Linked DNA regions of Homo sapiens: region 1 is linked to region 2. Evidence: chromatin contacts called from ENCODE Hi-C data. All regions are on one chromosome and are shown on one strand. The core of a region is the stretch at or near the end of the contact, and the rest is flanking DNA. Distances in the headings are between cores, read along the strand shown.

Region 1 (4,999 bases), core at 2,080-4,579, 68 kb before region 2:
GTCTCATTGAGGACAGATAAAGAGCAGACTAGGCAACCATTAGAGTCGGCACTTTTCCTAGGTCTCATTGAGGACAGATATAGAGCAGACTGTGCAACCTTTAGAGTCTGCATTGGGTCTGGGTCTCATTGAGGACAGATAGCGACCAGACTGTGCAACCTTTAGAGTCTGCATTGGGCTTAGGTCTCATTGAGGGCAGTTAGAGAGCAGACTGTGCAACCTTTAGAGTCTGCATTGGGTCTAGGTCTCATTGAGAGCAGACAGAGAGCACACTGTGCAACCTCTAGATTCGGCATTGGGCCTAGGTCTCATTGAGGATAGATAGAGACCAGACTGTTAAAACTTTAGAGTCTGCATTGGGCCTAGGTCTCATTGAGGACAGATAGAGGGCAGACTGTGCAACCTTTAGAGTCTGCATTGGGCCTAGGTCTCATTGAGGACAGATACAGAGCAGACTGTGCAAACTTTAAAGTCTGCACTGAGCCTAGGTCTCATTGAGGGCAGATAGAGACCATACTGTGCAACCTTTAGAGTCTGCATTGGGTCTAGGTCTCACTGAGGAGAGATAGAGAGCAGACTTTGCAAACTTTAGAGTCTCCATTGGGTCTAGGTCTCACTGAGGACTGATAGAGAGCACACTGTGTAACCTTTAGAGTCTGCATAGGGCCTCGGTCTCATTGAGGACCGATAGAGAGCAGACTGTGCAACCTTTAGAGTCTGCATTGGGCCTGGGTCTCATTGAGGACAAATAGAGAGCAGACTGTGCAACCTTTAGAGTCTGCATTGGGCCTAGGTCTCATTGAGGACAGATAGAGAGCAGACTGTGCAACCTTTAGAGTCTGCATTGGGCCTAGGTCTCATTGAGAGCAGATAGAGAGCAGACTGTGCAACCTTTAGAGTCTGCACTAGGCCTAGGTCTCATCGAGGACAGATAGAGAGCAGACTGTGCAACCTTTAGAGTCTGCATTGGACCTAGGTCTCATTGAGGACAGATAGAGAGCAGACTATGCAAACTTTACAGTCTGCACTGGGCCTAGGTCTCATTGAGGACAGATAGAGACCAGAGTGTGCAACCTTTAGAGTCTGCATTGGGCCTAGGTCTCATTGAGGACAGATAGAGAGCAGACTGTAGAACCTTTATAGTCTGCATTGGGCCTAGGTCTCATTGAGGTCAGATAGAGAGCAGACTGTGCAAGCTTTAGAGTCTGCACTTGGCCTAGGTCTCATTGAGGACAGATAGAGAGCAGACTGTGCAACCTTTAGAGTCTGCATTGGGCCTAGGTCTCATTGAGGACAGATAGAGACCAGACTGTGCAACCTTTATAGTCTGCACTGGGCCTAGGTCTCATTGAGGACAGATAGAGAGCAGACTGCGCAACCTTTAGAGTCTTCATTGGGCCTAGGTCTCATTGAGGGCAGATAGAGACCAGACTATGCAACCTTTAGAGTCTGCATTGGGCCTAGGTCTCATTGAGGGCAGATAGAGAGCAGACTGTGCAACCTTTAGAGTATGCATTGGGCCTAGGTCTCATTGAGGGCAGATAGAGAGCAGACTGTGCAACGTTTAGAGTCTGCATTGTGCCTAAGTCTCATTGAGGACAGATAGAGAGCAGACTGTGCAACCTTTCGAGTCTGCACTGGGCCTAGGTCTCATTGAGGGCAGATAGGGACCAGACTATGCAACCTTTAGAGTCTGCACTGGGCCTAGGTCTCATTGAGGGCAGATAGAGACCAGACTATGCAACCTTTAGAGTCTGCATTGGGACCCCAGAAATCCTAAAGCTTTGTGTGGTCTAAGGACGGTTGGAGAGCCACGTCTGGACCATCCCTGTGGCTGCCACCTGAATGGCGGCCAGCACGAGATCTTATGCTTGCACACTGTGCCTGCAAGGGTGGGAGGGGCTGGCTTATCTCAGACAACCTCCTGATAGTGGGGTAAACCAAAAATAGAATTCTAAGCCCCTCAGCTGACTGAGTGGACCTGTTTGTAGCCAAGGGGATCCCAAAGAAACCTGAAAAACAACTCAGGCCATGACAGGAAGAGGGGATCTCGGGCCGTGACCGGAAGAGGGAGTCTCGGGCCGTGACAGGAAGAGGGAGTCTCGGGCCGTGACAGGAAGAGGGGGTCTCGGGCCGTGACAGGAAGAGGGGGTCTCGGGCCGTGACAGGAAGAGGGGGTCTCGGGCCGTGACAGGAAGAGGGAGTCTCGGGCCGTGACAGGAAGAGGGGGTCTCGGGCCGTGACAGGAAGAGGGGGTCTCCGGCCGTGACAGGAAGAGGGGGTCTCGGGCCGTGACAGGAAGAGGGGATCTCGGGCCGTGACAGGAAGAGGGAGTCTCGGGCCGTGACAGGAAGAGGGGGTCTCGGGCCGTGACAGGAAGAGGGGGTCTCGGGCCGTGACAGGAAGAGGGGGTCTCGGGCCGTGACAGGAAGAGGGGGTCTCGGGCCGTGACAGGAAGAGGGGGTCTCGGGCCGTGACAGGAAGAGGGGGTCTCCGGCCGTGACAGGAAGAGGGAGTCTCGGGCCGTGACAGGAAGAGGGGATCTCGGGCCGTGACAGGAAGAGGGAGTCTCGGGCCGTGACAGGAAGAGCGGGTCTCGGGCCGTGACAGGAAGAGCGGGTCTCAGGTTGTGACAGGAAGAGGGAGTCTCGGGCCGTGACAGGAAGAGGGAGTCTCGGGCCGTGACAGGAAGAGGGGGTCTCGGGCCGTGACAGGAAGAGGGGGTCTCGGGCCGTGACAGGAAGAGGGGGTCTCCGGCCGTGACAGGAAGAGGGGGTCTCGGGCCGTGACAGGAAGAGGGGATCTCGGGCCGTGACAGGAAGAGGGAGTCTCGGGCCGTGACAGGAAGAGGGGGTCTCGGGCCGTGACAGGAAGAGGGGGTCTCGGGCCGTGACAGGAAGAGGGGGTCTCGGGCCGTGACAGGAAGAGGGGGTCTCGGGCCGTGACAGGAAGAGGGGGTCTCGGGCCGTGACAGGAAGAGGGGGTCTCCGGCCGTGACAGGAAGAGGGAGTCTCGGGCCGTGACAGGAAGAGGGGATCTCGGGCCGTGACAGGAAGAGGGAGTCTCGGGCCGTGACAGGAAGAGCGGGTCTCGGGCCGTGACAGGAAGAGCGGGTCTCAGGTTGTGACAGGAAGAGGGAGTCTCGGGCCGTGACAGGAAGAGGGAGTCTCGGGCCGTGACAGGAAGAGGGGGTCTCGGGCCGTGACAGGAAGAGGGGGTCTCGGGCCGTGACAGGAAGAGGGTGTCTCGGGCCGTGACAGGAAGAGCGGGTCTCAGGTTGTGACAGGAAGGAGTCTCCTGTGTGTAGGGACTCATCCATTCTGTACAACTCATGTGCATCCTCCCATGTGCATCCTCCTCTGTGCATCCTTCCATGTGCATCCTTGAAGGGGTGGCCTGCCCCTCCACACCTGTGGGCATTTCTCATCAGGAGGAACGAGAGACTTGAAAAAAGAAAGAGACACAGAGATAAAGTAGAGAGAAAGAAAAATGGGCCCAGGGGACCGGCGCTCAGCATACAGAGGACCCGCGCCGGCACCTGCCTCTGAGTTCCCTTAGTACTTATTGATCATTATCGGGGAGAGGGGGATGTGGCAGGACAATAGGGTAATAGTGGAGAGAGGGTCAGCAGGAAAACGTGAACAAATGTCTCTGCATCATAAACAAGGTACAGAAAAAAGTGCTGTGCTTTGATGTGCACATACATAAACATCTCAACGCCTTAAAGAGCAGTGTTGCCGCCAGCATGTCCCACCTCCAGCCATAAGGCAGTTTTACCCTATCTCAGTAGATGGAATATACAATCGGTTTACACCGAGACATTCTATTGTCCAGGGACGAGCAGGAGACAGATGCCTTCCTCTTATCTCAACTGCAAAGAGGCCTTCCTCTTTTACTAATCCTCCTCAGCACAGACCCTTTATGGGTGTTGAGCTGGGGGATGGTCAGCTCTTTCCCTTCCCACGAGGCCATATTTCAGACTATCACATGGGGAGAAACCTTGGACAATACCCGGCTTTCAAGAGCAGAGGTCCCTGCGGCTTTCCGCAGGGCACTGTGCCCCTGGTTTATTGAGACTAGAGGATGGCGATGACTTTTACCAAGTATACCGCTCGTGAACATCTTGTTAACAAGGCACGTCCTGCACCGCCCTGGATCCCTTAAACCTTGATTTCATACAACACATGTTTTTGTGAGCTCCAGGTTGGGGCAAAGTGGCTGGGGCAAAGCTACAAATTAACAACATCTCAGCAAAGCAATTGTTTAAAGGACAGGTCTTTTTCAAAATGGAGTCTCTTATGTCTTTCCTTTCTACATAGACACAGTGACAGTCTGATCTCTCTTTCTTTTCCCTAGAATCTGTGCATATCGATGGGGACGAAGTCATCCTGGATGTTGATTGGGACAAGGTCATCTCTGCTTGTTAGTGGGGACAAGTTCATCCCTGGGTGCTTATCAGGACAAGGTCAGTCCCGGATGTTGGTGAAGACAAGGTCATTCTGGATGTTGATGGGGACAAGATTATCCCCGGACGTTGGCGAGAGCAAGGGGATCTCTGCATGTTTGGTGAATGTTGATGGGGACGAGGTCATCTCTGCATGTGGGTGGGGACAAGGTCATCCTGATGTTGATTGGTTCAAGGTTAACCTTGGATGTTGGTGGGGACAAGGTGATCTCTACATGTTTGGTGAATGTTGATGGGGACGAGGTCATCTCCGCATGTGGGTGGTGGACAAGGTCATCCTGGATGTTGATTGGGACAAGGTTATCCCTGGATGTTGGTGGGGACAAGGTGATCTCTGCATGTGGGTGGGGACAAGGTCGTCCTGGATGTTGATAGGGACAAGGTCATCCTGGATGTTGATTGGTTCAAGGTTGTTGATTGATTCAAGGTTATCCCCGGATGTTGGTGGGAACAAGGTGATCTCTGCATGTGGGTGGGGATGAGGTCATCCTGGATGTTGATTGACTCAAGGTTATCCCTGGATGTTGGTGGGGA
Region 2 (5,274 bases), core at 864-3,363:
TTTACCAGTTTAAGTCTCTCCAGGGCCCGGTGTGAATCTCGACACAGATAAAGCCTCACCGTCCTCCGACTCCTACTGGCGTGTGCTCCCAGCTCACCTGGGCAATCCGAGAGGCCGCTTCCCCTCTGGCCCCGCAAGACCCCCGTACTTCAGCATGTCTCGGTTGGATGTTTTCGGTAGCGGCGGACAGGAAAGGAGGTTTGGGGAAGGAGCAGGTCTGGACGGACCCACCTGTCAGGTGCTCAAAGTTCCCTTTGCCAAAGATGAGCTTCCTGTCCGGCGTTTTGGTGGACACGACCATTGTCTGCACCACGGACCAGCCGTCCAGCGTGTGCACCAGCGCTGTGGCCTCCGCCACCTGCCACTCGGCTGCGGGGACACAAGGGCCACCGTGAGAGACGCTTCTGCCCGGGGCCCCCGTCCACACCTGCCCGGGGAGGCCTCCTCCTGCCCTTGAGACAATCTCCCCGGAGAAGGCACCTTGAGCCGCCGTTTGTCCCCCGATATGACTTCGTCCCCCCAGGGCCTCTAAGTAGGAATCTGACGGGAGAAGGACACCGGAGCCACAGCGGGACACGAGGGCGACCCTGCCTTACATGGAATTTGGGCTCCAGGCGGGCGCAGCAGGGAACCCGGGAGCTGCGGGTGCTCAGGGGATTACTGAGGAACCACCGGCAGGTTTGGGGAGTAGAGAGGCAAGAGGTCTGCGCGCTGTTCTGAGCAGTTCGGGGCTTCATCTGTTCCAGGAATTAGCCATTTTGGAAAACACCCGTAAAGAAAAACCACTCATCGACTACAGGAGCTTCCAAGGGAAAAATCAACCTTTATGAGACTCTGACACGTGCAGCGACTTATTCATTTGCATTTCCTCCTGGGGGGTGGGGGGTGGGACTAGACACAGATTGGTCCGCTGGACGCCCTCCCTTCCCTGACCTCAAACACACCGTGCCTACCTCTAACCCAGAGCAAGAGAAACGTAGGTCCCATCGGCGAGAACCGCCCCGGCCCACCCAACCCCACCCCACCCCACCCCACCCCACCCCACCCCACGGACCCCACGGGCCCCACCCCATCCCACGGACTCCACCCCATAAGCTCCGCCCCCGCACTTTTACCCCATAGGCCCCTCCCCCGAAGCCCCGCCCACGCACCTCCACCAATGATATCCTCCCCTCTTCCCCATAAGCCCCGCCCTTTCACCCATGGGCTCCTCCCCCGAACCCCACCCATGCACCTCCACCTATGAGATCCTCCCTTCAGAGCCCCGCCCCCGCATCACCATCCATAAGCTCTTCCCCTCAGAGCCCCGCCCCTCAGCGCCACGCCCTGGCATCTCCAACCATCAGACCCTCTCCTTAGAGCCTGGCCCCCTGAAGCCCCGCCCCTACGTCGCCACCTGAGCTCTTCCCCTCAAAGCCCCGCCCTGGGTCTCCACCTATGAGATTCTCAGGTCAGAGCCCCGTCCCTGAATCTCTACCTATGAGCCTCCCCAGAGCCCCGCCCTTGCATCGCCAGCTATGATTCTCCCGAGTCCCGCCCCTGAATCTCCACCTATGAAATCCTTCCTGCAGAGCCCCGCCCTTGCGCCTCCACCTATGAGATTCTCCCCACAGAACCCCGCCCCTGAATCTCCACCTATGAGATCGTCCCTTCAGAGCCCCGCCCCTGAATCTCCACCTATGAGCCCCCTCCCCTCAGAGCCCCGCCCCCAGGTCTCCAGCTCCTGTTTCTCCCCCGAAAGCCCTGCCGCGGTCACCTCGAGTCATCTGCGACTTCCCCGGGCCCCACTTGACGTCAGGGTGAACCAGACACACGCGCTGGGTCCCCGCCGGCAGCAGAGGCTCTCCCCGCAGCAGCTCCTCCTCGGCGTTCTCGTCCGCATCTTCCGGCTCCTCCTCGTCGTCTCCCGTGCGGCTTCGGCCGCCGTCCGCCCGCAGGCCCCGCCCTCCGCCCCACGGCCCCTCCAGATTCCCGGGGCTCCTGCGGCCGACAGCGGCTAGCGCGCGCGCGGGGCAGGACGGCGCGGCTGCCCGCGGAGCCGAGCGGCCGCGGCCCACGCGGGAGAGCCGCAGCCCCGGGCGTACGGCGGCCCGCAGGGCCCACATGGCGCGTCTGGAGGCTGAACGTTGGGGCGGGGGCTGCCCACAGGCCGCTCCTCATCACGTGCTCGTGATTGGCGTGCGGCCGGGGCTGGCTCACCAGCGCCTCTCCCCGGCACAGGCCGTGCTCCTCATTGGTCATCCGGCGTCACGTGCTAGTGATTGGCGTGCAGCTGGGGCGTGCTCACCAGCGCCTCTCCGCAGCATAGGGCGTGATCCTCATTGGTCATCCCTTGTCACGTGCTGGTGATTGGCGTGCGGCCGGGGCGGGCTCCCTAGCGCCGCGCCCCGGCAGGGCGTGCTCCTCATTGGTCGCCCCGCATCAGGTGCTGGTGATTGGCACGCGCTGCCGGCGGGGGAGGCGGGACCGGGCCGCTTCTTGTTCGGCGTGGGCGGCTCCTGGCAGACCCATCCCGCGGTGCAGCCGCCGGCCCGGTAGGCGCCAGGACCCCGAGCCTCGGCGGCGGCGGCGGCGGCGGCAGCGCTGCCTTCACTCACCTCGTCCTCGCTCCCGTCCTACCCCGTTCCGCGCTGGGTGGAGTCCAAGTCTGATTGCGAGAGTCCGGAACGCCGCCTCGGGGGCTTGACTCCAGCCCCGGGGATCGAGAACGGCGCCCAGGGGTCCCTACGTCTGCCTTGGGGGCTCGAGTCCCGCCCTGGGCGTCCGTGACGTCGCCCAGGGGTCTCCACGTCTGCCCTGGAACCTGGAGAGCCGCCGTGGGGGCCCCGGAAGCTGCCCCGGAGTCCCCACGTCTGCCCTGGGGGCTCGAGTCCAGCTCTCAGGGTCCCGGACGCCACCCAGGGGGTCCCCATGTCTGCTTTGGGGGCTCGAGTCCAGCCATGGGGGTCCTGGACGCCGCCTCGGCGTCCCCGCGTCTGCCTTGGGGGCCCGAGTCCCGCCCTGGGGGTCCTGGACGCCGCCTCGGCATCCCCGCGTCTGCCTTGGGGGCTCGAGTCCCGCCCTGGGGGTCCCCGATGCCGCCCGGGGGTCCTCACGTCTACCTTGGAGACTGGAGTTCCCCCGTGGGAGTCTCGGACGCCACCCCGGAGTCACCGTGTCTAGCCTTGGGGGCTTGAGTCCAGCCCTGGGGGTCCTGGACGTCGCCGAGGAGCCCCCACGTCTGCCTTTGGGGCTTGAGACCTGCTCTGGGGGTCCCGGTCGCCGCCCAGGTGGGTCCCCACGTCTAGCCTTGGGGGCTTGAGTCCAGCCCTGGGGGGCCCGGATGCCGCCCGGGGGTTCTCCTCGTCTGCCTTGGGGGTTGGGTCCAGCCCCAGGCGTCCTGACCACCGCCCAGGGGCCCCCACGTCTGCCTGGGGGCCTCAAATTCAGTCCTGGGGGTCCCGGACGCCTCCCAGGGGTCTTCATGTCTGCCGTGGGCCTCGAGTCCAGCCGTGAGGGTCCCGAATGCTGCCTTGGAGGGTGGAGTCCAGCTCTGAGGGTCCTGAAGTCAGCTTTGGGGGTTCGAACCCATCCATCCCAGGGGTCCCTGAGTCTACATTAGGGGCTGGAGTCCAGCCTTGAGGGTCTCCACTGCTGCCTTGGGGGCCTGGATGGGATCCAGCGGGTCTGAGTCCAGCCTCGGGAGCCCCTGCGGTGGAGCTCTGAGTGGGGCAGGGGCCTGGGAGATGCCAGGAGGATGAGAGCGGCGCCCCCCTGGTCCAGGGGACAGTAAGAGGCAGCCGGTCTCAGAGAAGCTACCCCAAAACTGTTACCCGTGGTGTGCAGAGCGTCCTGCAACCCCAGCCCTCACCAGGATTTCTTGCGTTTTTCAGGAAATCGGTTGTGATTGGCATGTTCCTTAAGCGTCTGCAGGAAGCCGAGGCCTTTTTGGTATTTCAGGAGGGGTTGCTAACCCCCCTCCTTGTAGGATCGGGGTATCCCAGCTGCTAATTCCCCTCCTAACAGCCCTGCAGCGCCTGGATTGGAGGTGTGACAGGTGGCATTTTTGGCCCGAAGTCCCTAGGCAGGACGGGTGGCTGTAGCCTGCGCGTTTGTGTAAATTAACCTCCCTTTTTAGTTCTGTGAAGGGAGAACGTGATTAGTTTAAAATCACCTGCGTGAAAGAGGCTCTTGATTAGTTTAAAATCACCCACGTGAAAGGGGCTCTTGATTAGCTTAAAATCACCTGGGTGTTTCGTTTTATCTCAGTTGGCCTCTGAATGTTTATCCTACAGCTTCCTGCAAGCTCCAGTCTACCTTCTAAGGGAATAACGGGGCTCGTCTTTCTACGTTACTTTATGTGGGAGTAGTTGTAAAACAGAATGAGGGAGACCGCGGGGATTGTGCGGAAATGTAGCCACCGTTTACATGTCGGGAGGCTGAGGTGGGAGGATCGCTTGAGCCCAGGAGTTTGACACCAGCCTGGGCAACATGGTAAGACCCCTTCTCTACCCTCCCCCCCAAAAAAAAAATTTTAGTGTGGCATGGTGGTGGGTGCCTGTGGTCCCAGCTACTCGGGACGCTGAGGTGGGAGGATTGCTTGAGCCCAGGAGTTTGACACCAGCATGGGCAATATGGTAAGACCCCATTATCTACAAAAAAAAAAAAAAAAAAAGAAAAGAAAAATTAGCCGGGCGTGGTGGTGGGTGCCTGTGGTCCCAGCTGCTCGGGACGCTGAGGTGGGAGGATTGCTTGAGCCCAGGAGTTTGACACCAGCATGGGCAATATGGTAAGACCCCATTATCTACAAAAAAAAAAAAAAAAAAGAAAAGCCGGGCGTGGTGGTGGGTGCCTGTGGTCCCAGCTGCTCGGGACGCTGAGGTGGGAGGATTGCTTGAGCCCAGGAGTTTGACACCAGCATGGGCAATATGGTAAGACCCCATTATCTACAAAAAAAAAAAAAAAAGAAAAGCCGGGCGTGGTGGTGGGTGCCTGTGGTCCCAGCTGCTCGGGACGCTGAGGTGGGAGGATTGCTTGAGCCCAGGAGTTTGACACCAGCATGGGCAATATGGTAAGACCCCATTATCTACAAAAAAAAAAAAAAAAGAAAAGCCGGGCGTGGTGGTGGGTGCCTGTGGTCCCAGCTGCTCGGGACGCTGAGGTGGGAGGATTGCTTGAGCCCAGGAGTTTGACACCAGCATGGGCAATATGGTAAGACCCTATTATCTACAAAAAAAAAAAAAAAAAAAAAGAAAGAAAAATTAGCCTGGTGTGGTGGTGGGTGCCTGTGGTCCC

Evidence for each region. Hi-C counts contacts between places; a loop is a spot of excess contacts on that map. Pooled maps may share reads with other maps.
Region 1: a map of CD8-positive, alpha-beta T cell shows a loop between it and region 2 (7-fold over the local background). The contact joins the enhancer-like site here to the promoter of GTPBP6 in region 2. A Hi-C loop is called at or near these places in 1 of 168 maps with a recorded cell type or tissue (CD8-positive, alpha-beta T cell), 7 of 37 single-sample maps with no recorded cell type and 7 of 50 pooled maps.

What each region holds. Positions count from the first base shown.
Region 1 is chrX:247,787-252,785 of GRCh38, forward strand. No RefSeq gene overlaps it. Among named protein-coding and RNA genes, the nearest start is that of PLCXD1, 31 kb to the right of the region's middle. Within about 2 kb of position 3,330, at least 4 of the 41 ENCODE cell types and tissues checked have a DNase peak (open chromatin) inside an H3K27ac peak, as active enhancers do; they include CD8-positive, alpha-beta T cell, where a contact is called at or near this core.
Region 2 is chrX:316,683-321,956 of GRCh38, forward strand. GTPBP6 (GTP binding protein 6 (putative)) reads right to left here and starts at 2,114. Exons shown (of 10, transcript NM_012227.4): 1 at 1,757-2,114; 2 at 232-369. The coding sequence starts at 2,105. It overlaps LINC00685 (long intergenic non-protein coding RNA 685), which reads left to right and starts at 2,463. Exons shown (of 1, transcript NR_027232.1): 1 at 2,463-4,650.